Regions from separate parts of the Mus musculus genome. Here region 2 is linked to region 1. A link is a loop called in an ENCODE intact Hi-C map of the cell type or tissue named here. Cell type or tissue: left cerebral cortex. All regions are shown on one strand. Links, peaks and the distances in the headings refer to the core of each region. The heading gives the core; the rest is flanking DNA.

Region 1 (14,976 bases), core at 3,257-11,256:
CTGCCTAGATGTCATCTCTAGCCAGCCTTCCCCACCTCAGCTCCCCGGGGAGAGCTCCTTGTTCTCAGAACACACAAGCGGTCAATGAATAAATGACATTTGTGCAGTATATGGCGCTCTATACAGAGCAACTGGAGAGTGAGGGTCAGGTCAGCTGCGCACACATAAGTCCAGTGCCACAAACCAGACAGGCCAGCTCAGCATGTTATCCCCACGGCTGGCTCTGAGGGCCCAGGAGACTCTGGGCTGAGAAACTTAGAACTCCTAAGAATGCAGGTAGCTTCAAAGGTAGACACCAAGGACCCACCACACATTTAAGTCAAAATGGACTCTACTGATTAAGAGTGTGGCTGCTCTTCCAGAGGACCTGGGTTCGATTCCTAGCACCCACATGGCTGCTCACAACTATATGTAACTCCAGCTCTAGAGGACCAGACAGCCTCTTCTAGCCCCTGTGGGTACCAGGCATACAAGTGGTGCACAGACATACCTGCAAAACATCAGTACTGATAAAATGATTGAATATTGTTAAAGAGGATTAAAGCATATCTAAGCTGAGCATTGCCGGGCGAGCTCCCTGATCCAAAGCAGTAGAACAACATGTGCTCACACTTCAGTCCGACCAAGCACTGTCTGCTCCCAGTCAGCCTTCACAAAGTTCCTCAAACAGGCTTCTCCTCGCTGATGTCTATTGCCAAATGTCCTACATCTCCCTCCCTCTCCAGTCTGTAGTTCTCTACTCCAATTAGCATCAACAGATGTCACTCAGTATCCCAGACACTGGGCTGAGAGTCATGATCCAGAGAGGACATATAAAACTGAAAGCAAATACTTGTGATTTTCAAGCAATGGAAATGGTCAGTGCAGGGCAGTCACTGTAAGAACTGAGTCACTGACGCATGAACTTTGAGCCATTTGAGCCATCTGACTCATTTGGCCCTTGCTTGTTCTCCACCTACAAAGCAAGGTTGTCCCCCTGCCCCTCGTACAAAGATGTATGTGATGCTCTGTAAGTACACTGTAGCTGTCTTCAGACACTCCAGAAGAGGGAGTCAGATCTCGTTACGGATGGTTGTGAGCCACCATGTGGTTGCTGGGATTTGAACTCTGGACCTTCGGAAGAGCAGTTGGGTGCTCTTACCCACTGAGCCATCTCACCAGCCCGCTCCAACGATTTTAAATAGCTATGTAGGTTTTGTTTTCATTAATCTATTCTCTCATATATTGCTGCAGTTTCCCCTCCTCTCCTCCTCTCCACCCAGTCCCTCTCCCTCCCACCCCCTTCCCTCCCCATCTACCCCTCCTCTGTTCCCCTTAGAAAAGGGCAGGCCTCCCAGGGACGTCAATCAAACATGACACGGTTAGGTATTTTGTATCTCTGACCACTAGTTATTACTAGGGCTACTACTTCAAGAAGTAAATGTGGCTGTGTGAACCAGCAAGCATGGTTTGGCCTCTCAGACCCCATCTGGGAGCTTTCTTCAAGTGCCACCGCATCTGATGGCTACACCCATTCACTGTTAGTCACAGGTCAGAGGGCTTTCTGGAGGTTCAGGCCTGTGCTTCTGAGCCTAGGGCTTTCTGGTAGTTATGTTGCAACTGCTGAGCCCTTGCTGGGATGATCAATTGACAGCGAAGCCACAACAAAAGAATGTGAGGTATCCTCGTTCTTGTAGTTGCCAGTAAGCGGGTGACACCCTATCCCACGGAGCCACTTCTCCATTCACAAACAGGAGCACAGCTGACTGCTTGGGTGACTGGAGTCTGGATGAAGTCCCAGGTACCTGACGAGACTCACCCAAGATTAGTAGACCTGGCAATGGCAGGCGAGTTGGGGGAAGGGAGCAAGCCTCCAGCAAGCATGCTCACGACAACTGTCACATTTGAAAGTAGAGCAGACGGATGACAAAACTGAATACAAGCCTTGAGTGAGTGGTCTCAAGGTTTGAGACTGCTTGGACAACCACAGAGCCAGATACTGTCACCAGAAAGTACCAGCTGCAGCTCTTCCATGTTGAACATGTCCAGACAGCTCTACGATGGGGGACATGGGTTAATCTTGGAATCTCAGGCAGAAACATCAAAACCTTAGAACATGTGTTGTTGGGAACAAGATGCTGAAGTACACACCTCGCACTTTCCAGCTTTGAGACTCTGAAACTAATTATCTCTCTACATCGAATTCTCCATCTATGAGAGATGGCCTCAAACTACCTCCAACAGCTTTAAGGCTCTGAGGTTCTTGGGTGTGTCTGATTGGGGACACTTGATACTCCCCAAGGAGGACCAATGTCATTACCATCCTGAATAACAATGACCACTGATGTTAATATGCTTAACAGTTTAAAAAAAATGAGATAAAGTTTTTGTCCTCTAAATAGCTTGTGCTATAAGGAAAATTCCAGAAGGCTGTAAGTTTGATATTCATTAAGTGCCTGAAACTGTACAGGACATCTAACTTTTCTTTCGTTTTCTTTGTGAGGGTCTTACTGTACTGCTCATACTAGCACTGACCTGCTAAACCTCCTGCCCCAGCCTTTGACGTGGTAGGACTACAGGCATACCCCACAATGTGCAATTTGTGATATTTTTCTTTTGAAACTTTAATAATAATAGTGATTGTGGCCTGGTTGCTCACAGGGGACTCAAAGGTTAAGCAGCTTCCTACATCTCAAGCTAGAGAAGGTGGGGAAAGTCAAACTCCGTTGCCTCCCACACCCTGCTCCCCGGAGTGGAAAGTCCTTCATCTCTGGCTGGCAGAGGTCTGAGACGGTGAGCTGGGTGGGGCAGGTAGAGATCTGGCACAGAGGCTCTGCCATTCTTATTGGGCCGCTTGAGCTGTCCCTTCCTTACCTGCCTTTCCATCTGGCCTAAAATCACTGAAGGCAGTGAACCCCGCAAATGGCCTTCAGAGGCAAAGGGTGGCATTCCCAAGGACTAAGTCCATAGGTTCCTGCTCTTACAATGTTTGTGTTGTTGGAGTGCAGAGAGAGTACTCGGGAGACTGAATGCCAGCCCTGGCACTTTCTGGGCAAGCTCTACTATTGTGCTACACTCCAGCCGGCTCAGGATCTTTAGAGGAGATAGAAACCATCTTTAAATGCCCATGTGTCAGGCAATGTGAGATTTTTAAGATTAACTGTATCTTTATTGATGTTTAAAGCAAGTGCGGGCTTCATTGTAACCTTCTCATACATTGTGTCACTCGGCTTTCCTTCAATGCCAGCTCCCCCCTACTGTCCCCTCTCTGGATCACTTCCTTCTCCCAAATAGCCTCACTTCTGCACTGATGTCACACTCTCTCACACACAGCCTCCACTGTGGGGAATTCTCGAAATCCATCATTCCAGTTAACCCACAACACTCAAAACTACTTCCCTCACGTTCCAAATGGAGACTGAGGACCATGAGGGTGCAGCCTGCTCAAGACAGAAGGAGATGCTGACCTAGGATTTGAATCCTGGTCTCTCATAGTCGTGTGGAACTGAACTTATGAGAGTGCAGAGCAGCCTGAGCTGTGATCTCTAATGAGGGACAGTGAGCAGAACCCTGGGAGTAATTCTAGTGGCATAGCAAGTTGGCCTTTAAAGCCAGGAAAAGATGCTAAAACTCAACACATGCCCAGAGGACACAGTAATAAGAATACAGTGTGCTGGAAGCTTTCAACTGGGGTATCAATTAAGAAGCATGTTGGGGGCAGATGGGAAAGGAACTGCAATAGCCAGGGTGCTTCTGGTCGCAGCAGCCAATCTTATAGCCCTGGGACACAGGGATGGGACACATGACCTGTCCAAGAGTTTTCTTTTACTGAGGCCCAGAGAAAAGAAACTGTGTTGTGAGCAAACCACTAGCCAGGAGGAACATGTGTGCCAAGACCCTCTCAATGTGCAGCCAACCGTGACGCAGTGTTTTCAGACTTTGTTGTTACCATACAATCTGCACTGAGTTGGGAGAGGTCCAGTGGAGTCCCCTACTCTGACACCCATGCTTAGGACACAATCTTCTTTTCAAAACAGTGCCATTGACTGGGTGTGCTGTGACATTTCCATAACCCCAGCTCCTGAGGAGCCTATGACAGGAGAAACATGAGTTTAAGGGGTATACAATGAGACCCTGCCTAAAAAAAAAAATCAAGCCACATTAGGGTAGTGGTGGCACACGCCTTTGATCTCAGCACTGGGGAGGCAGAGGCAGGCAGATCTCTGTGAGTTCGAGGTCAGCCTGATCTACAAAGTGAGTCCCAAAAAACAAAAACAAAAAGCCAAAAAGAGCAAAAAGCAACAAGCACATTCCCACAAAATAAATAACTAGAAGGAGGCAGCTGGGTGTACTGCTACATGCCTGGACTCAGCTACTCAGAAGCCTGAGGCGGGAAAGACTGAGACCAGTCAGGGCCATACAACCACCAGATTCTATCTCAGAAAAACAAAGCAGAAACCAACAGCGCTATCCCATTCTTAAGTTTAAGAAGGCCCTCCTAAAAGATAAGCTCTACTCGTAACTAAGAAACAGTAAAGTCTGTAAAGATCTAAAACAGTCCACCTGTGGGCTGCTGTCAGCTAGATCAATGGCGGGAGGAGCTTGCTGCACAGGCCTGCAAACCTGAGTTTCATCCCTGGAACCCAAATAAAGGCAGAAGGAGAGAACTAACTTCATAATGTCGGCTGATCGCCATGCATGTACCTTAGCATCTGTGCTCGTGTACACAAACACACACACACACACACACACACACACACACACGCAGACATAAAAGAGTAAGAACGTTAATTTTAAAATTGCAACTCCAATTCTAGGAATCCATCCTATGACCATACTTGGCCTAGCATACAAAAATGTGCTCGGGAGGATGTTTATTGTGAATGTTTGTGATTGTGAAAAGCTCAGAGAAAACTCACTACTCACCACTAGCCTCTGACACACACCAAATCAAAGAAATACAGATTTCACCACAACGACATGAAAATTGGAAACCGTAAGAAGTGATAAGTTGTCTTAGCAAAATGCTAAGACATATGCTTGCAATCACATAGAGAAATCTGGAACTATACACACAATAGTTACCATTCTCTCAGGACATTGGGGATGGTGGGTGAAACAGCCTGTTTGAACCCTAGCTCTTCTCTATTGCTTAAATGTCTTTCTTCCCTTCCTTACTTGTTTCTTTAGTTTATTTATCTTGAACTGTATGTATTACTTTCTATGATTAGAAATAATGTTAATGTATAAATAAGGGCCTTCAGGATGGCACAGTGGGTATGGGAGCTTGTCACCAAACCTGAGGACCTGAATTCGATCCCTGGAGCCCCTATGATGGGAGGAGAGAACTGACTCCCACGAGTTGTCCTTTCATCGACACACACATGCTGCAGTTCGTGCTCCCACATGAACCCCCAATACCTACGAGTAAATAATTTATAATAAAAATAAAGACATAATGCTAACAGCTCACAGATGTGGACTTGAATTTCAGAGTACATTAGAAATAAACAAAATAAAACTATCTTGAAGTTTACTTACAAGACCTATTTTTTTTCAGTGTTTGTTTTGTTACAGGGTTTCCTGTAGTCCAGGTTGGCCTGAGACTCTATCTAGATAAGAACAACTGCTTCCACCCCCCAAGTGCTGGAACTACATCTGTATACCACCATACCTAAGGCCTATATTTTAAATTACTATAGCTATGATCTAATACCAGTGGACCTTCCTGTTCTGTTTCTGATTTTATGGCTTAGCCTGTCTTCATTAGACCTGTATATTTGTCACCTACCATATGTCAGACACTTGCTCCTGGATGTCCTCAATACTAGAGGGTCATTTAACTTAGCCCTACAGATAGGCCAATGAGACAAATCCAGGGTCTTGGGGGCCTACAGAAAACTGTGCCATTTGATAACTGTCTCCAGGAAATTTTTCATATACACACCAGTGCTGGGGACCCAGCACTGACAAAACAATGCCTTCTCTGGGAAAGCTCACATAAGATCTCAGACATGGCAAACAGGGCATGGTAAACGTGCTGGAACTATGCTGTCAGCATTGTGGATGGCTCACTGGGCCAAGGCTCGGGAAGGCCAGATAGGGGTGTGGAAGTGCTCCCAAGTCTGTGGTGTCTGAGCAAAGTGGTGTCTGCCAACCTCCAGGATATCAGCTGACTTGGGAAGGGAAGGCTTTATTGGGGATGACATAGGATGGTGTTTTAGGAAGGGCCACCCTGGCAAGAGTATGGAGACATGTCTGTGTTGGTGTGCATTTGTGCTTATGTGTGTATGCATACATATATAATTTTCTTAAATTTGAAACTATCAAGTAAAGAAAGAACAGGCCCCAGGCCCCAGAGTTGCCCCAGGGCTGAGCACAGAGGCTGGAAACCGCTCTGAGCATCATGTCTGTGGTTACTGACTAGAGCGCTAGCACCTCAGAGAACTGAGAACACAGGGTTGGGAGGTGAGAGGCAGCTAGCACAGGACAAAGGCATGGTCAGCCCTTAGCAAGAACACACCTGTCTCCCTGGTCCATCATCTCTCAGTGGCCTCCCAGCTCACCTGACTGCCCTCTCTGCTCTCCTGGCTCTTCTCCCTCTGAGCCTTTGATGTTGGAGGCTCCAGGACCCAGGGGCTCCTCCCTGCCTTAGGGCTTCAGCCATTTCAAGGCTTTGAATTCTTCCCTCAGGATGATCTTGCCCAGAGGTCAATTTTTGGTCCAGATCTCCCACTGGAACTCCAGTCTAGTATCCATCTGCGTGACTCATGTACTCAGAAGGAAAATGAATTTTAAACTTAGCACATCCTAAACAGGACCCTTGCCCACTTATAAACTGCTATGTCTGCTGTCCCTCGCCATCTCAGAGGCAGCAGTCACTCTATCCAGCTGCTCAGCTGAAACCTCTGGTCGTTCTGAACAAGAATGACTTTGGTTGCTGTTGTCAAAGTTTCACTTTGGGCCTGGCCTGGAACTGGAGAGCCTCCTGCCTCAACTCCTGAGTCCTGGGATTGTCTGCACACCATCTGTCAGAGGTGCTCTCTAACCTGCCCTTTGGGTCTCAGAGAATCCTGTTCGTTTGAACACAGAGGCATCTAGAATTCAAACCCTTCTCAGTGTCCCATCACCCCGGGTCATGCTTCTGGCTACTATTTATCTTTTGCTTGTCTCTTTTGAAATTGCCTCCTGCTGATTCCCTACCATTCAGTGACCAGATTATTTGAAAACACGAGTGAAGTCTGTCTATGCCCTACCGCAAGTCCTTCAAAGCTTCCTCACTTAAGGCCTTACAGAAACCCGCGGGGCTCTACAGTTTGCACCAGTGCCCAGTTACTCTCTGGCCACACTGCTTTCCTAGCTCCTCAGTGGACACACTCGTGTCTCCTCTATCACGGTCTATAGCTGTGCCTTCACCCTTATGCCCACCCCCTCGCCATCTACATCTTTAAACCCAGAGAGCTCCACTCTACTTTCCCCATCCACCTGCAAAGAGTGCCATCTCTCTCCGCACACCAAAGGAGTCACCGTGACTCTCAAAGTAGGACGCTCTAGGAGGCAGGAAAATTTGCCTGCTCTGTCTCTGCCTTGTCCTCTCTGTCTAGGTCCCTGTCTCTACTGTTGTAGGCCTGAGGCTGAGGTTAAAGAAACCGACCCATAGGAAAATGGTTTAAAAAGGGGTTAGGATATGGGAGGAAAAAGTGGAAGCCAATCTGGAGCTGGCCAAACAGAAAGACCACACAGGTAGTAGGTAGGGGTTGAGGATGCTAAAGTCCAAATATAGCGCTGGGCAGATGAAGAGCCAAGCAAGTTCAGATGCCCTCAGGAGGCTGGTGGGGACCTCTGGGGCTTGGGAAGGTGTCTTAGAGTGATGCTTTTGACACTTGATAGGTGCCCAATAAACAGGGACCGCTGGCCGGGGAAACGTGGGTTATTAAGAGGCTGTGCAGATTGGCGACTGTCACATGGTGGGCACTGAGAGATGAACCAGAAGGAAACCTCCAAACCTGCACAGCTGCAAAGAAATTCCCTAGGTATTTCCCAGGCAGAGGCCTTGGGGCCGGAGAACTGACCGCGAGAGAGAACTGGAAGGTGAAACGCGCCCACGCGGGTGTGCGCCGAAGCCTCTCGGCGCCGGCGGCACTACCGGCCGGCGCCACCGGGGCCAGCCGCGCGCAAGCTCCCCAGCGCCGCTGAGCACCGCCGAGCACCGCGTGGCCCCCGCCCTCCGGTCCGCCCCCAGGCTCCTCCCCAGAGCTCCATCTCACCAATCAGGAGGAGCTCCCTCCTCCCAGTTCCAGAAGCTCCGCCTTGGGCCGGAGCTCCGCCAGCCAATGGGAGGCCGAGCCCAGCGCCCAGTGCGCGCAGCCCGCGCCGAGCCGGCTCAGAGCGAGAAAAGCGAACCCAACCCGTCGGGGCCGCCGCTCCGGACCCACCGCCTGCCGCCGCGCGCCGCCCGCCGCCGCCTCCTCCCCCCGGATCGGGTGTACTGTCCCAACCCGAAAGTCCAGTTCTGCGGCCCGGCAGCGGCGAGCGAGCGCGATGACACAGGAGTACGACAAGTGAGTGAGGCGCGGGCGCGAGTCCGGCCAGGGCCCGGGGGCCACCGCACCTGCCGCGGCGACGGCGCGGGTTCCGGGAGCTGGGAGGACAGGCTGGGTGGGGCGAGGCTAGGGGGTGGGGGGGGACACTCGGCCTGTCGTCTAAGGGCTCCCGGGCTCCCGGGCCCCGCGCTCATGGACCGGTGGGGACGGGTGGACCCTGGGCAGCCTCCTGTCACCTGCGGAGCTGCCGGAGCGAGAGATCTAGGGGAAGGTTGAAGTGTCCGCTGCCCGCGCGTTTTCTTCACTCCGGCTGCTGTGTGAGAAATCTGCTGTGGGTGTTCTTGGGCCCTTGCATCACCGATGGTAATTACAGAAGACTATTTTTGCCGTTTGGGAATATCAAGAGGAAGAAACTGCACGCAGGGTGATAAAGTTAGAGACCACTGTCGAATCGGGATTGCTTTTTAGAGTTTGGGACATAAGAAAGCAGCGAGAAATGTTCAGTGATGATGTAAGATGTGATCAGACGTTGGCAGGACTTGTGTGGGGGCAGTTCTCGATTTTACTCGCAACTTTTCTATAAATATGAAGATGTTCTGAAAGATCAAGTCTGTCTTATCTCGGCTCAGTAAATCTGGAGTGAAGAATTGGTTTCATAGTTAACTTGTTAAGGGTGGATTTTTCTCATGCTTGTTTTCTGATGAAGGTTAGCTGAGTGTGGAATCAGTAAGAGATTAATCTTGTCTTGTAGAAAATGAAGTTCAGGTAGTGCTCGGCTTTCCTTTTAGAATCCTGACCTATAACTCTTGAAGGTCTGAGGCTCATTTGAAAACACCCATGAACCTTCAGGGCCGGAGCAACAACTTGCTCTTCTTGAAGAAGTGGGCTGCAATTGTTCATGTGTTTATTTCTCTACTTACTGACTAGGCAAAAGTCCCAGTGCCAGCCTCTTGGCCTTAGGCATACTTTGGAAATATAAAATGCCTTCAGGGTAATTGCAGACATAAAGCCACTTGGAAAATATTTATTTTCTGATGCTTGTACCAATGTTGGATGGGATGGGAGAAGGGAAGCTTGAAAAACTAGCATTACGACTGTTGAGCGAGCCAACTGCTGTCAGAGTCTTCTGGAAGTGGCTATTAGACTATTAATAATAGCTCAGCAGTACACCAGAGACTCTCACCACGGAACCGGAACCGCCATCTCTATCGGCCTCAGGACCCAAAGGCTTGCTTGCGGGGAATGCTAGGTTGTGTATTGCTTTCTTCGGATAAAACTTGAGATTTATAAAGATAAGCCTTCTTGATTCTTTTTATGTTTCAAAATAATAAGCTGCTTCCAGATGTAAGCCCTCAGACTCGTCTTTTTTCCTCCCCTTTTCAAAGATGTCCTTTTTTTTCTTCTTCTAAACCTATATCTGTTTTTGAAGGATTTGGGTGACTGCCAAGCCCTAACCTTTGTTGATTACTTGAGAAGATAATCAGACTTTCTCCACTCACTTTTAGAAAAGGTAGGTCACCTCCAGGCCATTTACATATTTCATTCGTGTGTTGCAACGAGACCTGGGCCAGGACAGCCATAATTCAGATAAGTTCCAGACACCTCCGTTCTTGTTCCCTCACACACACAAAAGTACTGCCTCGTCTTGCTGAAGTCAATGTTCCGTTTTTTCTTTCTATTGACTTATTAAACAGTACCGGCTGGACAGTTGTTGAGACTGTTGACATTTCCAGGTTCTGGAATCAGTAGACTTTGCTTGGATTATTTAAATTAAACCTTCTGTAAAGCGCCACTAAATTCACCATTCGTTTTCTGGATTTTTCCCACAAACTGCGCTGTTAATGTGAAATGGTCCTTGCCTGGTGTGAAAAACTAATAAAGATTGTATTTATTTTGGGGGGAAGGGAGCACTGGAGATTAAGCCCAGGAAGCCCCCTCACCCAGAGCAGAGAAGTCACGTGCACAACACCTTAGCCAGGCCCTCTAATCCTAAAGCCTAGTAAAGGTTTTTTACATTTTATTTATTTTATTTTATGAGTTGGTGTTGGCACTCCCTTCACCCTCCCAACATATTCTCCCTCCCTCCCTCTCCCTCCCTCTCCCTCTCTCCCTCTCTCTCTCTCTCTCTCTCTCTCTCTCTCTCTCTCTCTCTCTCTCACACACACACACACACACACACACACACACACACACACACACACATCAGAGGACAACTTGTAGCAAGGCCTTTCTATCAACCATGTGGGTTTTAAAAATTTAACTCAGATACCTTTATCAGCTGAACTATCTTACCAGCCAATGAAGACTTTTAAGTGATTAATTTGCTCTCTCTGTGTGTGTGTGTGTGTGTCTTTAAGAATCAGAGAACAACTTGAAGGGATCTGTTCTCTTCTTCCACTATGTAGGTCCCAGGGATGGACCCTCAGGCCATCAGACTCATGAGCAAGTGCCTTTACCTCTGAGCCATCTTCCCTGGGCCCATGTAAAGATTTTAAAATCCTAACTGTCCACTGTTTTTCTTAAAGGCCGATTTTCATCCTGTGCCTTCGTCTGTTGTAGGCTGAGTGTTTATCTCTAAGATGAGCAGTTCACTCCCATGCCAGAAGATTAGGCGGCTTTACTGATTTATAGGCCCCGTTGGCTACATTCCAGTCTCCTTCTGCTGGTAACAGAAGTCTTCTAACTTTCTCATATACCCTGAAGGATTAAGTGAAATCTCCCTTTTGCTTTCCGTCCCTTCCTCCTGCCCCTGTTTCTCGGAAGGAGCTGTTTAAAGACATGGCCCTGGCTGGGGAAGGGGGAAGTCACATGTCGCAGCCTGCTTGAGTGTGATTAAACTGTATCCATGCCTCGCTGTATCCCGTATGTGCTGTTATAAATATGTAAATAGCCCCGTGTCTTCTTGGGACTAGTTTTGGATTTTGACAGGTAGTATTATCTCAGTGTTTCTGACGGGGGGGGGGGGGGGGGGGGGCTTCCTTCTGCCTTGCCTTCTGAGCCTGTCTTCATCTGACTTACTAAAGCTAAGGCTACTGATGTAGCTATCGTGACACAGGGTGATTTAAAATACGCCTTTAGAAAAAGTGTTTTGTAAACCAAATCTGAATTTTCTGAATGTTTTTGTATTTATTCCAAAATTATCTTTAAGAGGAGTGTGGACGCCATTTCACTAACTTTATTGCGTTTCCTTCAGACAGACCTTCAGAAGCTGTTGGTATTTAATTGACTCTGATACAGGAGATGGAGCCCAGTGCTTTGCTCATGCTAAGCAGTTGCTCTGGCACAGGGCCGTGTGTCCTATTTTAGAGGAATGTCAAAGAACTGTTTATTTAGCTTGGTTTTGGGTGTTGGTTTTTGTTGTTTTGGTTTTTTTTTTTTTTTTTTTTGGTTTTATGGGTTTTGTTTTTATACAGCTTCTAAGCTGTCTGGCTGTAGGAAGTATGGATTTAACTTTTTAATTTCTTCCTCTGAAGCAAAAGGCCCGTGCTGGTACTTCAGAATGAAGCCCTCTACCCACAGCGGCGCTCCTATACCAGTGAGGATGAAGCCTGGAAGTCGTTCCTGGAAAACCCTCTCACTGCGGCAACCAAAGCGATGATGAGCATCAACGGAGACGAAGACAGCGCGGCTGCGCTGGGCCTGCTCTATGACTACTACAAGGTAGGCTGCGGGCTCTTTACAGCTGCGAACGCCATGCTCAGACGCACCTGATTCAGCAGCCTATAAAACAGTCATTTGCTGGTGGAATGTCAGGATGCTTGCTTCTCTAGTGACTATAAATAGTTTAACGAGTCCCCCGGCTTTTGGTGGTTCAAAGCTGAGCATCTACGATCATAGAATCAAAGGGTGGTTTTTAAACAGCTGCTCTGGCCCTCGCTGAAGGAGACGCTGCTAATAAAAGGAGGTAGTAGCCTGTCTCCCCCAGTTTGAGTATTTTAACAGACTTGGTTTCGGGTGTCATGGGAAGGGTTGTTGCTGACTGACCTGTGCTCTCCCCTTCTGAGTGATCAGTGTGACCGCCTTTTCTGTAGCTGCTTTTACAAAGCCTTGGGAGCCGCTGGGGGAAACACACACTTTTGCAATTCTGGGACCTGGTTCTAAGATCAGAATACATTTTCTTTTTTCTAAAGATTTATTTTATTTATATGAGTACACTGTTGCTGTCTTCAGACACACACCTGAAGAGGGCATCAGATCCCGTTACAGATGGTTGTGAGTCACCATGTGGCTGCTGGGAATTGAACTCAGGACCTTTGGAAGAGCAGTCAGTGCTCTTAACCACTGAGCCATCTCTCCAGCCCGCAGAATACATTTTCTTGCCTGTTGCTAGACAGCTGAATTAGCCTTCACTCTCAAGTGCACCATGTGTGGGTTTTTTATACCGTTCTGCCTGATGGTTCTTAATGGAATTCTAGTAATTCAGTTGCCACTCACTGGTGACCTGTATCATACTGGGCATAGGATGTAAGGCCAGCCTGTGTGTCACTTTTGACTCTCAAGCCCAGCGGCTCGGATGCATTCAGTTAGGGTTTCAGCCACAGACCAGTGCTGGGGTGTGGCCTGCGTTCACCTTCTCTTTGGCGTTGTCCAGCAGCAGACGCCCAGGGATGGCCATTTGAACTGGTTGGTCCTAGGCATCAGTTGTTATTACTTGATAACTAGCAGTGCTTTAAACAGATTGCTAGTCAATCCAAGAGTACTTGGTGTTATCTTTTTTAACAAAGGTCTATGTAATTTTAGTTATGTGTATGCATATGAGGATGTATAGGCACGTTTCTGTACATGAGTACAGAAACTGGAAGAAGTTGGATTCCCTGGAGCTAGAGTTGTGAGCTGCCTACTGTGAGTGTCAGGTCCCAAACTCCTGTGCAAGGGCATTGTGCACTCTTAACCAATGAGCCATCTTTATTTTGTTGTTAATGGTGAAATATGAAAGAATTCTTGCATGGCAAAACACTGTACACATCTCAGCAATACGTGTGTGCCTGTTTGGACCATGTCTCAGCTGGGTTAATGTCACGGTGTACCAGTGTCATTTTTCCAGCTTTTCAGCTCTGGGGCAAAGAAAAGGGGAGTCAGACAAGGAGTGGAATGGAGCCAGAGAGATGGCCCAGCATTTAGGAGCATTGGCTGCTCTTTCAGAGGACCCTGGTTCAGTTCCCAGCACCCACATGGTGACTCAAAGCCATCTCTAACTGCAGTTCCAGGGTATCCGATGCATTCTTCTGACCCTGGGCACCATTCACACATGTGGTATACAGACATAGGTACAGGCCAAACATTCATACATGAAAAAACCAAAATACATACCTTAAATTTTAAAGAAGAAAGAAATCTTTACTCCCACTATAAAGTAAGTTTGTGATCCCACAAGTCTATTTGGCAGTTGCTCTTTACCGGTTGCTGTGGTGATCAGACTGTTGGCTCCTTGAGGGCAGATGTTGCCCAGGGCTCAGCAGGTAGTCAGGAGATGAGTGAACCAAAGAGCATCCTGAGAAATGAAAGGTTTCTTCTTCAGGTGAAGAAGGCTTCTCCCCTGAATAAGGACTGAGTCCCTCTCATTGATGTTGACACTTTAGGTCCCCAGAGAGCGCCGGTCATCAGCCGTAAAGCCCGAGGGAGAGCACCCAGAGCCAGAGCACAGCAAAAGGTGAGTGCTCCCTACAGCAGCACAGCAGCAGACAGGTGATGACAAGTGAAGAGGCAGGGCTTTGCCAAGCAGACCCGGGAAGCTCCTGGTGGGTGAGACCGTAGAGGGACCTCTGTCACCTCAGGGTCAGATTCTGTTGCTGATTTGCCTCTGAGAAGTTATGTTTATTTAGTCTGTGTTCCCCTTCCCAGAAAACATGAGCACCAACCTCTACTGGTCCGGAGGGAGGTTTTAATAAAAGCCTGGAGTGTTTGCTCATCTGCATTGAGACCCTCTAACAGGAGATGAGACCAGGGATGTATCTTCAAAACAAAACAAAACAAAACAAAACCACCTGGGTGTGGTGGCACATGCCTGTAACCGCAGCACCTGGGAGGTAGAAGCAGGAGGCTCAGGAGTTCTAGCCTGGACTCTTGGGGGAGCCTGTTGGAGACAAAGCAAGGCTTGGCGTGCAGCTTGATGACGGAGCAGTTGCCCGTGCGAAGCAGGGTGCTAGGTTCAATCCCAGATCTGCAAAAAACAAGAGAAGTGAAGTGCCAGGGGCTCTGGAATAGTTGTCTTAGTTAAAAACTCAAGGAATTAATGTCTGAACTCCTCTTGAAGGCGCCTTTTAAATATTTAGGTCACAGCTTTCATACATTAATTAAGACTCAACCGTATGGCTGTGAAATGTTTTTAAAAGGCACATTTTACACTCATTTTATTTGTGAGCATAAATCTGTTTGTGCATACCAAGGTGCACATGCAATAGTCAGAGAATCGCTTACAGGAAGGTCCCCCTTGCCACTAAGTGGCTTCCAGGCA
Region 2 (14,976 bases), core at 2,442-10,441, 73 kb before region 1:
TCACAGAGGCTGGGAGACAGCAAAAATCCCCTGGAACTGGGCAGTGTCACTGTGAGCTCCCCCATGTAGGAACCAAACTAGGGTTCCTGCAAGAGCACTGTAGCCTCTCAGCCACTGAGCGGTCTCTCTAGCCCCCAGCAGATCTTCACAATTACATCAGTCAGTCTGTCTATCTATCTATCTATCTATCTATCTATCTATCTATCTATCTATCTATCTAGATATCTATCTAGATATCTATCTAGTGTGTAAGTGTGCACACATATAACTGTCATGTCATGTGTGTGCCAGTCAGAGAACAATGTGTGGGATTGTGTTTTTAAAACACATTCTTTTTTTTTTTATTCAACACTGACATTTTATTTTCTGAAGTTTATCATAATTTTACAAAACAAAACAAAACAAAACAAAAAAATCAGGTATCAGCCAGGCGTGGTGGCGCACACCTTTAATCCCAGCACTTGGGAGGCAGAGGCAAGCAGATTTCTGAGTTCGAGGCCAGCCTGGTCTACAAAGTGAGTTCCAGAACATCCAGGGCTATGCAGAGAAACCCTGTCTCGAAAAACCAAGAAAAAAAAAAAAAAAAAAAAAAAGCAGGTATCAAAAACAGCAGTTTATAGAGTTTCTGTGCTGGTTCTCACCTCAGTCAGTGACTCTGGAGTTGGCATCTTAGGGAAAGACAAGCAGGCTGATTACCCCTTGGCCACGCACATTCAGGTGGTTGGTTTCGGAACTACTTTGTAATAACTTTTTACAAGCACCAGTCATTTTTTGAGAATCAGTTTGGTTTGTCCAAAGAAGTAAACACTTTTTTTCTTTTACTATGTGGCATTTTTCTTTCTTAAAAAACACTGAGCTAGCCGGGCGTGGTGGTGCACGCCTTTAATCCCAGCACTTTGGGAGGCAGAGGCAGGCGAATTTCTAAGTTCAAGGCCAGCCTGGTCTACAGAGTGAGTTCCAGGACAGCCAGGGCTATACAGAGAAACCCTGTCTTGAAAACAAAACAAAAAACACTGAGCTGAAACACAGACTGTGTCTTTGGATCAGAACCAAATCTTCTGAGATCCCCATTACCTGAAGAGCACTGAAGACGTCCTCGGGAAATCATAGGAAATGTTCCAGTGAACACCTGTGTAATGGCTAAGGCAGCTACTTTATTTCTGATGAAAGTATTTCATCCAGAGGCTGCTGGAGGCCTGTCTCTGACTTGGGACTGTTTCCCCAGGCAGCCTTATTACCAGAAGGAAATGGGATGTTTGTGCCAAAGAGGCGCTTATATTGTGTAAATACATTTATATAGAGTAAGACTCCTTGCTCCGGACCCTGGGTCACCACAAAGAGATTGAGAGGCCATGAAAATTGGATGCTAACAGGAAGTAGCACACTTACACTTATAGCATCATCTGGAGGCAAGCGGAAAGAAAGCTGGAAACTGGTAGTGGGGCTCACCCACTACTTGCTCTGGAAACACATTTTGCTTAAATAAGGGAAGTGTGGTCCAGTTTTGCAATGTTAATAGCTGCCAGTCTCTCATTTTTAAAAATAAAGATCACTTCCTGACCAGCAATGAGTTAGGAAACTGGCCTCAACTTTGATCACATTTCTCAGTATTGGTTAAAAATAAAGTAAAACCCTTAAACCAGTCAACAGAGTTAGAAACTGCACAATCAAGCTTGAATATAAATTACAGAATGGGATACATATTATTGACATGATTATGAAAGAATCAAACACCTCCACTGAGACAAAATTTTCTCCGCATTATTTCAATTTTCATTAAAGGAAACTGTAATTTTCTTCTTTACAGATATGAAAACGAAAGCAAGAAGGCAAAGCTGAGAGAGACAGATGCTACCCACAGGGCAGCGGTGCCATTTGGTTGTTTTGGTCTTTGTACCAGCAACTCCCACTCCTGTGAACGGTGTCCAGTGGTGTCCAGTTCCAGCTGGACTGCACGGTTTTCCTTGCAGTCAAAACGCGAACGATGGACCCCACTCCTCCCTCAGCAAGTGCCTTTTCATGCCACTGCAGCAACACAGCACTGCTGTTGTCAGATGGGCTCTCAGAGCCTTTATAAATACACTTCATTAGGAGGTCCACACCGTTCTTGTCCAGAGACTGAACTGCCTTTTCAATATCATTAGCTTTAAAAGAGATAAGCACCTTCAAGACGTAGCTGCCAGCACAGTCCTTCACTGCCTGGCTCTTTGTGTTAATAGTGGGGGGTGGGGGGGATTTCAGAGCAGCTGTCATGTTTCCTTGCGGTAGGCACGAGTCCACCTCGCCCTCGTCGGGCCCGGCCTGGCCATCGCCGCCGTCCTCCTCGTCCACGAACTTGTTCTCCTCATATTCGTCCACGTCCACCTTCCGGAAGCGGGCCGACGACACCGTGTTCTTCGGCATCCCGGATCGCGACGCGACGGGGGCCTGCCCCTCTGCGGTGCCTCTCCTTTAGCGAGCCTAGCCTGGTCCGACTCACTTCCCTCTTCCGCTCCTAAAACACATTCTTAAAGACTTTCATCCCCAACTCTCCACTGAAGCTGGTTTCAGTACTCAGGTTTTTCTAGAGCAACAGAACTGATAGAATACAACACACACACACACACACACACACACACACACACACACACACACACACTGATAGAATACAACACACACACAGACATATGATAGGAGATGTGTTGAATCAGCTTACAGGCATGTACAATTCATGGTCTGTGGGTCAAATGTAGCTCACACAAATTCGTATGGATGAAGCTCAACAAAAAATTGTGAGCTTATTTAAAACATTATGAGGATGTGTGTGTGTGTTTTAGCAGTTCAAAAAGTTCTACGGATTTATTACTAATCTAGCCAGTTTGTTCCTGCACTTAAGCATGCTCATGTCTCCAGACATGAGTACTTTGGCAGCCATTTGCTAGGATGGATGATCGTGATTCAGCACGGACAGCCGTGTACATGAATCCTGAGAGTAAGTGTAGCTCTACTCCAGTGTCTTGTCTTGGAGTTAGCCCTGATTTTGTTTTGAGTTTTCATTCTAGTCAATTAGAGAATGAGACCAGTTTTGCTTCTGTCTCTCCATCAGAAATAGTTTGGTTGTGGAAGTCTTATAGAAATATAAGGTGAGAAAGTTTGTCAGGTGTACAGCCCACAATGGTGGAGGCCTAATACAGGATGTATTGAATCAGCTTATAGTTGTGGATTTTTTTTTCTGGTAACTTGATTGTTCAGCTCTTGAGTGTAAACTTTGTAGATGACAGTGTCAAGCTGCAGTGTCAGAAGGTTGGGCACCCTTAGTGCTCATTGGAAGCTGGGTGATTCAGCAATGGTTGTCTGCACATCAGGACCCTGATAACCTCATGGCTTCTGTATCTAAGAAGCTGGAAGCTTCAGAACAAGGGGCTCAAAGATGCAGCCCAAGTGTAAGGTTAAAAGCCTGCAGGCTCCCTAAAGGCCTGCTGGTATGAATCATGTTGAAAAGTTGAAGCAGACGGGGTCTGATGTCCTTTGGTAATGACAGCAGCAAGAAGGATTTGCAGAGAAGGATGATGGAGTTTGTGGGAGCTGGGAGCTCCCTCCTCCCACTTCAGATCCCTCCAGGTCCCTAGCTTATTAAGATGGAGCTGCCTACATTCATGAGGGTCTTTCCTCACTCCGTTGCTATCACACATGTTAGTCATCTCTGGAAACAGACATTCGAAGACATGTGTCTCACTGGTCTCCCAACCATTTCTCAATCCAGTCAAGCTGCCAATGGAGATTAGCCAGCACATTACTTTACTCCCTACTGACCCTTGTGGCTAGATCCATCCGTCATCCAGTAGATGGGAAGGAGATCCCATCTTCCCCTGACTGCAGGTCTCAAGAGCATCTGCTGAGGGTGGTGGCTCTTCCTCAGGGACACTGCTGGCTTCCAGGATACTCATGCTGCTGGTTTTCCTTCTGCATCAAGGACATTCTCTCTCAGACCTTTTCCTGTCTGGATACCCCTACCCTAGTGATATCCTCCAGTCTTTATCCTCAAATTCATACCCACGGTGGTGCCTCTTCCCCTGAATATCCAACTCACCTACTCAGCGTGGTATTCAGAGTCCCCACATGAACATGGGACAAGAACCACTAAGACATACACCCAAACGAAATCCTGCTTTCTCCTCCACTGTACTGTGTGTGGATGCTGAAGACTTTCTGCCTCAGTAAAGGCTAACCATCTTCTCACAGCAGGTCAGATGCTGACAGGTCCAGACCATCTTAACTCTTCTCTCACCCAACCTACCAGGTTTGCCTTTTGCTTATATCCAGAACTTACCCCTCTCTCTCCATCACTGCTCTTCCCCATGTGCATTTTGTTCTCCTTTTTTGAGGCAAGGTGTCATTATGTAGCCTAGGTAACCCTCAAACTCATGATCCTCCTGCCTCAGCCTCCTGAGTGCTGTGATTTCAAGTATGTATGTATGTATGTATGTATGTATGTATGTATGGCATCATATCTTGTTTTACACAGAGATGGGGACTAAATGGAAGGCTTTGTGCTTGCTTGGGAAATGATCCACCAACTGAGCTACATCTACCCTCTGTAGCTCTGTTTTTACTTTGATTTTGCTAAGTTGCCCAGGCTGGCCTTGAACTTATGATCCTCCTGCCCCAACCTCCAGAGGAGCTGTGATTAAGAGCTGCAGCATTACCTTTTGTTTTAGGATAAAATGTTCTGTAGATATCTGTTAAATCCATTTGTTTCATAACTTCTGTTAGTTTCACTGTGTCCCTGTTTAGTTTCTGTTTCTATGATTTGTTCATTGATGAAAGTGGTGTGTTGAAGTCTCCCACTATTATTGTCCCCCAGAGCTCCTGTTTCTAGCTGCATATGTATCAGAAGATGGCCTAGTCAGCCACCATTGGAAAGAGAGGCCCATTGGACTTGCAAACTTTATATGCCTCAGTGCAGGGGAACGCCAGGGCCAAGAAGCAGGATGCGGAGGGGGAGGTATGGGGGCACTTTTGGGATAGCATTGGAAATGTAAATGAAGAAAATACCTAATTAAAAAAACTTTAAAAAAAAAAAAAAGACCTGCAGCACTACCATACTCTACTGTCTTGTCTCTTGCCCATTTTTAACTGTTCATTATTGATTCATATAGAATTCTGGTTCTGTAAGTCCGTTCCTGAGCAGAGGAGTGTCAACACTTTTTGTCTTTTCTTTGTCTTGCTGATGTTTCTATTATTCATTTATTTCCAGTCTCAGAGCTTGAGCTCATGGTCTTCCACATGATAGGCAAGCACACTGCCACTGAGTGACGTCACAGCCCTAAGACAATTTCTGAAGTAGCTATCAGATTATTCAGATTTTTCTATTTCTTCTTGTATATTTTTAAATAATGTTGTTTTCTTTTTTCTTTTCTGGGTTTTTTTTTTTTTTTTTTGAGACAGGGTTTCTCTGTGTAGCCTGGCTGTCCTGGAACTCACTTTGTAGACCAGGCTGACCTCGAACTCAGAAATCCGCCTGCCTCTGCCTCCCAAGTGCTGCGATTAAAGGTGTGTGCCACCACCGCCTGGCTAATGTTGTTTTCTTAAAGAAAAAAAGTAGCTTCCTTTGAAACATTCAAATGTAGGCAGACAGTGGTGGCACAAGCCTGTAATCATTTGGGAGGCAGAAGCAGGCAGATCTCTGAGTTCAGCCTGGTCTACAGGTTGAGTTCCAGTACAGCCCAGACTACACGGAGCAACCCTGTTTGGAAAGAAAATTTAAATGTACTGGCTTAGGGTTTTTCATAAAACAGATTCTCAAACAAAAAATGTGTATCTGCATTAAAGATCCTTCTTCAGTGAGACCTTTCCAGACCACCCCTCTCACTGCATTTAACATGTCTTCCTTATTCTTCCCTATTTCATTTTTATTTTATGTGTGTAAATGTTTTGCCTGCATGTATGTGTACACCATGTCTGTGCCTGGTACCCACGTCAGTAGATAATGGCACCTGATCCCCAGGAACTAGAGTACAGATAGTTGTGAGCTGCCATGTGGGTGCTGGGAATCAAACTGAAATCTTACAAGAGATGCCAGTGCTCTCTTAGCTGCTGAACCATCTCTCCAAACCCATGATTTTCTTATTTTTGTCTCTTCCTACCATAGTATTGATATTAAAGTCAATTAGCCTCACTTTATTTAGTACCTCTGTAAACTACTAAACTCCTAGCACGTAGTAGTCCCAAGGTGGGAGGAGGCAAAATAGGTTTAGCTTTCTAAATTATGACCCTTTATTTTTAGTACCTTCATTAATTTGCAAATTGCAGAGACCCCCTCTCCTCTGGGCTTGGAGATCCTTTCCCTCTAACATCTATAATATCAAGAGTTTCCTTTGTTCTCCAGAGTGCTGCAGGATCCTTGACATATCCCAGCCTACCCTGCTGGGGACCTTATCATCTGAAATCCATCTCAGCTCTTCTCTACTGCCCCTGGAAAGAATTTTTAGTATCTAAAACAAATGTCAGGCTCTGGTGGCACAGGCCTTTAATCCCAGCACTCAGGAGGCAAAGGCAAACACATGTCTCTGACTTCAAGGCCAGCCTGATCTACAAAGTGAGTTCCAACACAGACAGGACTACTCAGACAAACCCTGTCTGGAAACAAATAAGCAAAAACAATTAAATAAACAGATATAAATGTTCACAAAGGTGGAGACTTATTTTGTTCACAGGAAAATCTAAAACAACTTTAGTTTATGGAATGAAGCAGGGGATTAGTGTGTTCAACGAGGGAACAAGAGATAAATGTATTAAGAATTTATTAAACGAGACATAATTATATTCATAGGCAAACATATATTTTTTACACAGGAGGAGGTGAAGGTACAAGAAAGAAATAGAGTTATGACTAGAAATCTTGGTCTGGGGATGTTCAGTGGTGTGGAGTTCTTGGCGAGCATGCACTAGGAGGGTTTGGTTCCTAGGATCTGGGAAGTTAAAAAAAATTTCAAATAGACAACCAGTTCTAGTTCAACAACCTGTGTTCAAACACTGAGAACACATTTTGTAAAACCCAGAAGCCGGAAGTCATGGCACACGCCTTTAATCCCAGCTCTCAGGAAGCAGAGGCAGGTGGGGTTCAAGGCCAGTGTAGTCTCCTGAGCTGAGTTCCGGGAAAGCCAGAGCCACAAAAACAAAACCACAGAAAATCCTCGTAGGTCTGAGCTCTGTCACTGGGGCCTGGTCCTGGTCCTGTACTGCCTGCCAGAAACCTGGGTCTTGAGTCCCACAAGGGCAGCACAGAAGACTCCTGGAACGCAAAGGCAGAGGCTGTGTTTCCGACCGGAGCGCTCTCCCCGTCTCTCCCGGAAGCGGCGCTTGCTGTTTGGGTAACGGTGTCTGCAGCGGAGCCTCGATGGATGTGGAGGAGGTGGTAAGGACCTAGAGGAACGCGTGCAGCTCCCACTCGCGTTCCCTAACTCAATGGGCCAGGGATAGCCAGGAGGAGGAGGAGCAGCGCCCAGGGCAGGCGTCGGCTCGGGGCGGTGACCCGCATAGGGGGCGGAGCGAAGGGGCGGTGGCCACTTGGGCCCCGGAACCTGGCTGCTTGTCCGCTCTGGGAGGTTGCGGGTGGGATTGGGTGGAGTGTTTGTTCAGAGGGGCCGTGGGCCAGAAAGAGGATGAAACTGTGGGCTTGTGGGTTGGCCACCCCCGTGGCTCCTTGGAGGAGACCACCCAGCAAAGCTCCCTTTGATGCTGGTTGCGCGTGAGGAAGAGCAGGACCTGGAACTTGGGTTGCCTCCAAGTAATCCCTGTCAGCCTGTCTAGGGTACGGACACCAGACTCTTGCCGAGGACGTTCTAATGTGCTTGCTATCTTAGGGTTTCTATTGCAGCGATGAAACACCATGACCAAAAAAGCAAGCTGGGGAGAAAAGGGCTAACACTTCTATATGATTGTTCATCATCTAAAGAACAGGGCAGGAACTTGGAGGCAGGAACTGATGCAGAGGCCATGGAGGGGTGCTGCTTACTGGCTTACTCCTCATGATTTGGTCAGCTTACCAGGTTCTGTAAAACCTAGAGCTACCAGCCCAGAGGTGACACCACCCACAATGGGATGGACCCTCCCTCATCAATCACTGATTAAGAAAGTGCCTTACTGGCCTACCTGCCACCTGATGGTATGGAGGTATTTTTCTTAATTGAGCTTCCCTCATCTCAGATATCTTCAGTTTGTGTCAAGCTGACACAAAACTATCCAGCACACGTGCCCACACCTCACTGTAAGAGTGGTTAGGAAGCTGCTGCACTTTGCATGCACTGTGAACATGATGGGTGTATTCAGTAGCTGACCCATAAGTCAAACACCAAAGAATTAGGAACCAGTTCTCTGTGTGTGCACTGACAGAATAATGATAGAGGGACTCAAGGTAGACAGTAGATACTATCTGTATCCATGACAAATGTAATAATGTCTATATAATACATTGATAAACCTAAAATTATAATCCATATAGACCATAAGTGGACCATATGCTCCTTTTGCTTCCAGTAGAACCCCTAAGCACCCAGTTAAACGTTTGGTACTCATACAGTTGATACCCTTTATATGGTTGGATGAATAAATCAAAACTCGACACATCTGCCTCAGTGCCCCAAAGAAAAAGTCAACAGTGTTTTCAATCTTTGTTTGCTTTGATCATCCATACGGTGGGTCATCCTTTTCTCCCTCAGCTCTCCCAGAGAGTTTACCTATATCTTTGTTTCCAATCTAGCCCTGTCCACCTTTCTTTCTTTGTTCTCACTCTGTATATTTCAGTAGTTTTATGGAATAGTTACTGCATTTCATGCTACTAAAGAGACGAGACTCAGGCTGGCAAGATGACTCAGCCAGTAAGAGCACTGACTGCTCTTCCAAAGGTCTTGAGTTCAATTCCCAGTAACCACATTGTGGCTCACAACCATCCCTAATGAGATCTGACGCCCTCTTCTGGTGCATCTGAAGACAGCAACAGTGTACTTATTTATAATAATAAACAAATCTTAAAAAAAAGAGAGAGAGACTAAATTCTCCTTATTTATAGATACTGTCTGTGTATTTTTAGTTTGATTGTTTTTTAATTTGGGGGGATGAAATTGCCAGGAACACTGGAAGTAGAGTTCAGAACCATGGTGCAGTGTGTTGGCCCGACAATAACAGATTTCTATCTTCCACAGAAAGCGTTCAGAGACCGCTGTTCTCAGTGTGCTGCTGTCTCCTGGGGCCTTACCGATGAAGGCAAATATTACTGTACTTCCTGCCACAATGTCACAGATGTAAGTAATGTGCCATTCACGAACTTGATTATGTTCTCAAAATTGAAGTTTCCGGGTGGTATGTGGCCTGACTCCTAAACAGTGCATCGGTATCACTCACTCAATGGCTGAATTCCAAGAATAGAAACAGGCTTTAAGAGCACAGTCTTAGATTAAGAAATTTGCAAACTAGATTGGTGATGAACTTCTAAAGTTACGTTGAGTCACATTTATAAATGAATGTTTCATTTACACTATATGCATATGGAAGTTTTTTGTTGTTGTTTTTTGTTTGTTTGGTTGGTTGGTTGGTTGCTTGGTTTTGGTGTTTTTGAGACAGGTTTTCTCTATATAACAGCCTCGGTGTCCTGGAACTTGCTTTGTAGAGCAGGCCAGCCTAGAACTCACAGAGATCTGCTTACCTTTGCCTCCTGAATGCTGGGATTAAAGGCATGTGTCACCATGCCCAACATGAAGTATTTAACATTATACTTGAAGGATATTTTTATTAGTTTTTAATGTGTTGTACCAGCTTAGAGATTTGGAGGATGGAGTGTTAGAATGCAGGGGGACTGTTGGGCATATTGGAACCAGGCTTCCTTACCATGTATCTTTGTGTAGTTCCTCACAACCTACCAAGTACTTTCTCATCCAGTATGTAATTTCTGCTTCACAACAACCTGTGAGATACAACAGTATGCCCAGAGAGAGTAAGCAGGGCTCAGGAGTCATTAGTGGTTTTTGTTGTTGTTGTTGTTTTAAGACAGAGTCTGACTATGGAGACCAGACTGGGCTCCCACTTAGAGATCCAAGAGAGCTAGGATCCAAGCCACGCACCACCACACCTGACACCACCACACCTGACACAGTTGAGTTTGTGGCTAATGCCACAGGAGTACAAAGACTTGGGACAAGACTTGAATCTGAGTCTTCTAACCCCATCATGCCTGTTTCTTAAACTAAAGATTGTCACTCTGTATTGTGTAGTCATGGTGTTCGGGGCCATCTCCACCCTGAAAGTTCTAGGTCCTGGTCTGGTGAGCATACCTTTAGGCCAGTAACAGAGTGTGGACAGCCTGATGCTGGACTAGCTAAACGTGCCATGACTGTTTTTCATAGGGAAGGATTTGCTGGAAGTGCAGAGCCAAGAAGGAATAAGCACTGCTTTCAGCACTTATTCAGAAGGGCTAGCTGGGGTGGAAGAGAGACTGTGCCCCAACGTAGAGCATGATAGGGACTGACGTGCCTTCCCACCTCAGACAACTCAAAATCTGCGCAGAAGATGTAAAACAACAACAAAAGCCACCTTAAGACACATAGCTAATTTAGCAGATGACTCAGTTTCACAAAGCACTTTGCTTTTTAAAAGGTATGTATATGTATGGGTATGTGCATGTGCGTGTGAGTGTAGGCGTCTATGGAGTCCAGCAGGGGGAGCTGGGTTTGGGATGGTTGTGATGGAACCCAAAGGTCTTCTGCAAGACCTGGGCATGCTCTCGGCCCTGAGCTGTCCCTCCTGCCCCACACAGGGTGTTCCTTTGAGGTGGCTTCTTTAGTCTATAGCTCAGGTGCTTGTTTGCTTCCTCGTTAGTCAGACAGGATATTGCCCAGATATATACTTAACTAAAACACTGGGCAATGAGGGAGCAGTGATCTCCTTGATCATGGCAGTGCAGACATGTCCCATCGAGATATATAAATGCTCATGTACACAAATGCATCAGATTACACTTGAAATGTATGCAGTTTATCCTGTGCTTTGATGCTCACTGAAGCTCCAGTGGTTTAGTCAGTGTTAATTTTATAGTGTGGTTCAAATGTAAACATAGTGAAGGAGTGGGATGTCATAATGGGGGAGTCTCCATTTGCAGATGGAGTCAGGGCACTATTTTTATAGGCATTGAATAGCCGTAACTAATGACTTCTTTTATCTTTATCTTTGATGTTTCTTGGTTTGGTCTGATTAAGTCAATTACCATCATTTTTAGTTTGAAACAAATATAATATTACTACTAAGCTCTATATTTAAGAGTCTCAACCCAAGGGAGTGAGGATGTACAGTTCTTGAAGGTGTATGACATTTTTTTTTCTTTTCCTACTGTTCAGGGGCATGATCTAGTACATTCTGTGTGCTGGACAAGTGTCCTATTAACTACAGCCCTGGTCCCAATGTGTTTTTGTAAAAGGCTGTGACCCTGAGAAGCTGCCCTCCACACAATAGGCAAACCCGAGGGAAGTTATACAACTTCAATTGTTACTCTTGGCTTTACACTAACCCAGGCATGTTCAGCACACAGAATAGTGTTCAGCTGTGCTTCCTGGAGTTGTGTAGTGTGGTGCTGTTGAAGTTCAGTGGGTGAAGAATGACCAGTGAGTCAGTAGCCTGGGACAGGTGGAGGCTGCGATACAGCTCTCCTGACGGTCTGCTTCTCTCCTCTCCCCTCAGTGCACTGTGTGTGATTCTTCAAGCTCTTGGCACTGTGTACAATCCCAGCAAAGCCTTCTGTGTGGAAGGCTTTTTTCCTGGTGTGTTTTAGTCAGGAAAAAGAACTTAAGGTCCTTAATCTGGCCAGTTTAGATGACATATATTTTTTTTGAAAATCCTTAAGTATTTAATACTAGTATGGGCTTAAATTATGTGAGTTTAATAGATTTTGTAAGAACAGTGCATGCTCATTGAAGGAGATTGAAAACTATGTGGAAGCCCAAGTCACCGACACTCTCAGTCTACACTCAGCAGCTCTCGTCCAGTCTTTTGTTTTTCAGTGTATGGAAAGGGATAGGGATGCTTGCGAGTACTACTGAGTATTTGTCTTGGTGGTTTCTACTGTGTGGTTCAAAGTGTCACAGCTTTCTATTAAGTATGTGAATATTCCACGATCTAACCATGGCGGTGTTAGCCTTCTAGTTTTTTGTTGTTCTATGTCTTACATAGTTCAAGTGTAAAGCCCCTTTCACCTCTGACAGTTATCTTTTCTAGATAACTTCAGTGTTATTTTGGCATGTCTTATCTTCTCACTATAGCCTCTTCCGTATATCATAGTGCTTTGATAACAATATCTGCACCCAGAAATCCTATAGTCAGAGGCATGTCTCTTACTATCTTTGAGATTGGTCTCATGCAGCCCAGGCTGGCTCTTGGGGATTGGACTAGGATTTGGGCATCTTAGGTTGCTGGGGTACTCCTCATCTTGTACCTTTTATTCTTATGAGACTTACTCTGCAAGGGGTAGTAGGGCCTAGAACTCTAGCGCTTAAAGGGCAAGGGCTTTCCCAGGCTATCTGGAACCCCCCCCCCAAAAAAATTAAGATAAGCTTCATTCTCAATCTTTAAATTTAGAAAAATATATTAATATTATTCATTATTTTAAATTTTTTATTTTTCTCCAGAAATAAGACTCAGTATTTTGTTTTTGGTTGCAAGAAAGTCAGTGTGAGATAATTGCCTTTGATAGCTGTTGGTACTGATCAGTTTGTTATGAATGGTACCATTACCATTTTAAAGTTCTTTTTATTAGAAATAAAAAGTGCTTTTATTGATTTATTTTTTTTCAGATAGGGGTTTTACTTTGTAATGCTGTCTGGCCTGGAACACACTGTGTAGATCAGGCTGGCCCTGCCTCTGACTCCCTAGTGCTGGGATTAAAGGCATGCTCCCCACACCCATTACTTTTGTAAATGAAAATCCTTTCTGAATTAATGTTCACACAGCCAAGCTGAAGGAGGCTGAGCCTCCCTGGGTGGCAGGGACTCAGGGAGTTGCTTGTTTTTGTTGTCTTTGTTTGCTTTGAGGGAGGGTCCATGTAGCACAGGCTGGCCTCAAACTCTTGATCTTCCTGCTTTCACCTCCTAAGTGTTAGGATTAGGGCATGTGCTTCTATCTCTTACCATAAGTTGTTGTCATGTTAAAGTGTATTTTGCATGGATAAAAAATGAGTATTTTATTTTTGGTCTTGTTTGATTCCCATTATTTTTTAAACATTAAATAGAAGTTATCTTTTAATATATTTTTGTTTTGTTTTGTTATTGTTTTCAAGACAGGGTTTCACTGTGCACCCCGGCTGTCCTGGAACTTGCTCTGTAGACCAGGCAAGCCTCAAACTCAAAAATCTGACTATTTCTGCCTCCCAAATGCTGGATTAAAGTCATACACCAGCATGCCCAGCTTTTTAAATTCAAATTTAATTGCAATATAATTGCATAGTTTAAAGTAAAGGTTTATTTGTTTGTTTAACTGTGTAACTGGCTCTTTTAGGAACCAAAGTCTTTTTGAATGAAAAAGTAGCATAAAGATTAACTGTCATAGTATGTTTTCCCAGTCATCTGTCCAGTCACTTTCAGGTTGGTTCCTGGACACTTCCCAGTGTGTACTTGGAAGGTGTGCTTCAGGGTACAGCGATTTCCTCCTCATGGCCTGTCTGTGTTTCCTGCAGCGATCTGAGGAAGTGGTGAGCGCTGCAGATATCCCCAACACCAAGATCAACTCCATCAACAGGGGGCTGAGACAGAGAAGCAAGCATGGTGAGCACAGATGCCCCACGGTGGCGAGGCTCCCTCACACTTCCTTTCATGATGTGAGGGCACAGAGTGAATTTAAATAAATTCCAGTCAAAATGACAGAAAATCCAAGTTCTTAAAGTCAAGTTGCTGCTGGGGTAAATGTGGGAGCAATGTGTTGAAGTATATGTTGTCCATAAGCTACTCTTCTTTCAGGGGCGGCTGTTCTGCAGAAGGTAGTGAGTGTTAGCTGTCTGTACCTGGCCTGTGTCCTGTGCTGTGCCATGAATAGTGATGTGATTTTCTGAAATGGTTCAGCTGAGTGCGTCTCAGAGTGGGCTAGGTCAACACCATATTCAGTTTAGAACACTTTCCCACGTTGACGTTTGAACCTTTTGAGAATAGGAAAGGTTATCTTTCTTTAAAATAGCTATAGAGAGTACTGATCCATTGACTCCTTACAGTGTGCCATTATTGAGAAGGATCTGGAAATATCTGGCTGGCATTTTTGTCTTTTTGTGAGTAACTAGGACCAGATAGATTCTCAAGTTGGAAACCACTGACCTAATGGTGATAGTAAAGAGTTCTACAAAAGGTAGCTGTGAAAATATACATACAAATATGTGTGTATACATGTGTATGAATATACACATAAGGACATACATGAAATATGTATGTGAAATACATTGACATTCTTAGATAAATAACAGGGAATGCTCAAAATACTAACACAGATTTCTGTTTAGCCTTTAATAGTAACTTTAAAAGAAATGATTATTTTATGTTTATGTATGTAGGTATTTGTGTACATGTATGTCTGTACCATGTCTATGCGGCTACCCTTAGAGGCCAGGGGACTGTGTTACAGATGGTTGTGACCTATTATGTAGATGCTGGGAACCAAACCCAGGTTACTGAACTGTCCATCTCTCCAGCCCAGTAGTCACTCTTTACAGGCTAAAACCTGGTTGGTTTTTATTCAGTTTTATTAGAGTAACACACGATTAATTGTAACCCAGATATGTAAATAGTTAAAATGTGTAGTTCACGCTTAATGTCTACAGAACCTTGGATGCTGCATTAAGTGGTGTCTCCTAGTCAATGCCAGAGTCATGGCATTGTCACCTGTGAAGGAAAACAGTGACACCATTGGTATATACATAGGAGAGTACAGAGAGTGTAAAATGCAACATTGTCAGTTTCTACATTTGTATGACAG

What was found. Hi-C counts contacts between places; a loop is a spot of excess contacts. Peaks named below come from ENCODE experiments on the same cell type or tissue, not always from the same donor. Only the 100,000 strongest peaks of a DNase experiment are listed, where the experiment ranks them.
Region 2: a loop joins it to region 1, with 6 times the contacts of the local background. A loop is called at or near these places in 6 of 42 quality-filtered maps.

The regions. Positions count from the first base shown.
Region 1 is chr12:24,563,919-24,578,894 of GRCm38, forward strand. Grhl1 (grainyhead like transcription factor 1) reads left to right here and starts at 8,369. Exons shown (of 16, transcript NM_001161406.1): 1 at 8,369-8,540; 2 at 11,996-12,182; 3 at 14,102-14,172. The coding sequence starts at 8,521. In left cerebral cortex, for the core only: a CTCF peak has its summit at 8,113; DNase peaks (open chromatin) are centred at 8,262, 8,987 and 11,154; H3K4me3 peaks cover 2,687 bases; H3K27ac peaks cover 1,864 bases.
Region 2 is chr12:24,491,254-24,506,229 of GRCm38, forward strand. It overlaps Taf1b (TATA-box binding protein associated factor, RNA polymerase I, B), which reads left to right and starts at 7,328. Exons shown (of 15, transcript NM_020614.2): 1 at 7,328-7,396; 2 at 9,183-9,281; 3 at 13,694-13,781. The coding sequence starts at 7,379. It also overlaps the pseudogene Gm16372. In left cerebral cortex, for the core only: a CTCF peak has its summit at 8,967 (motif pointing left); a DNase peak (open chromatin) is centred at 7,361; H3K4me3 peaks cover 1,257 bases; H3K27ac peaks cover 856 bases.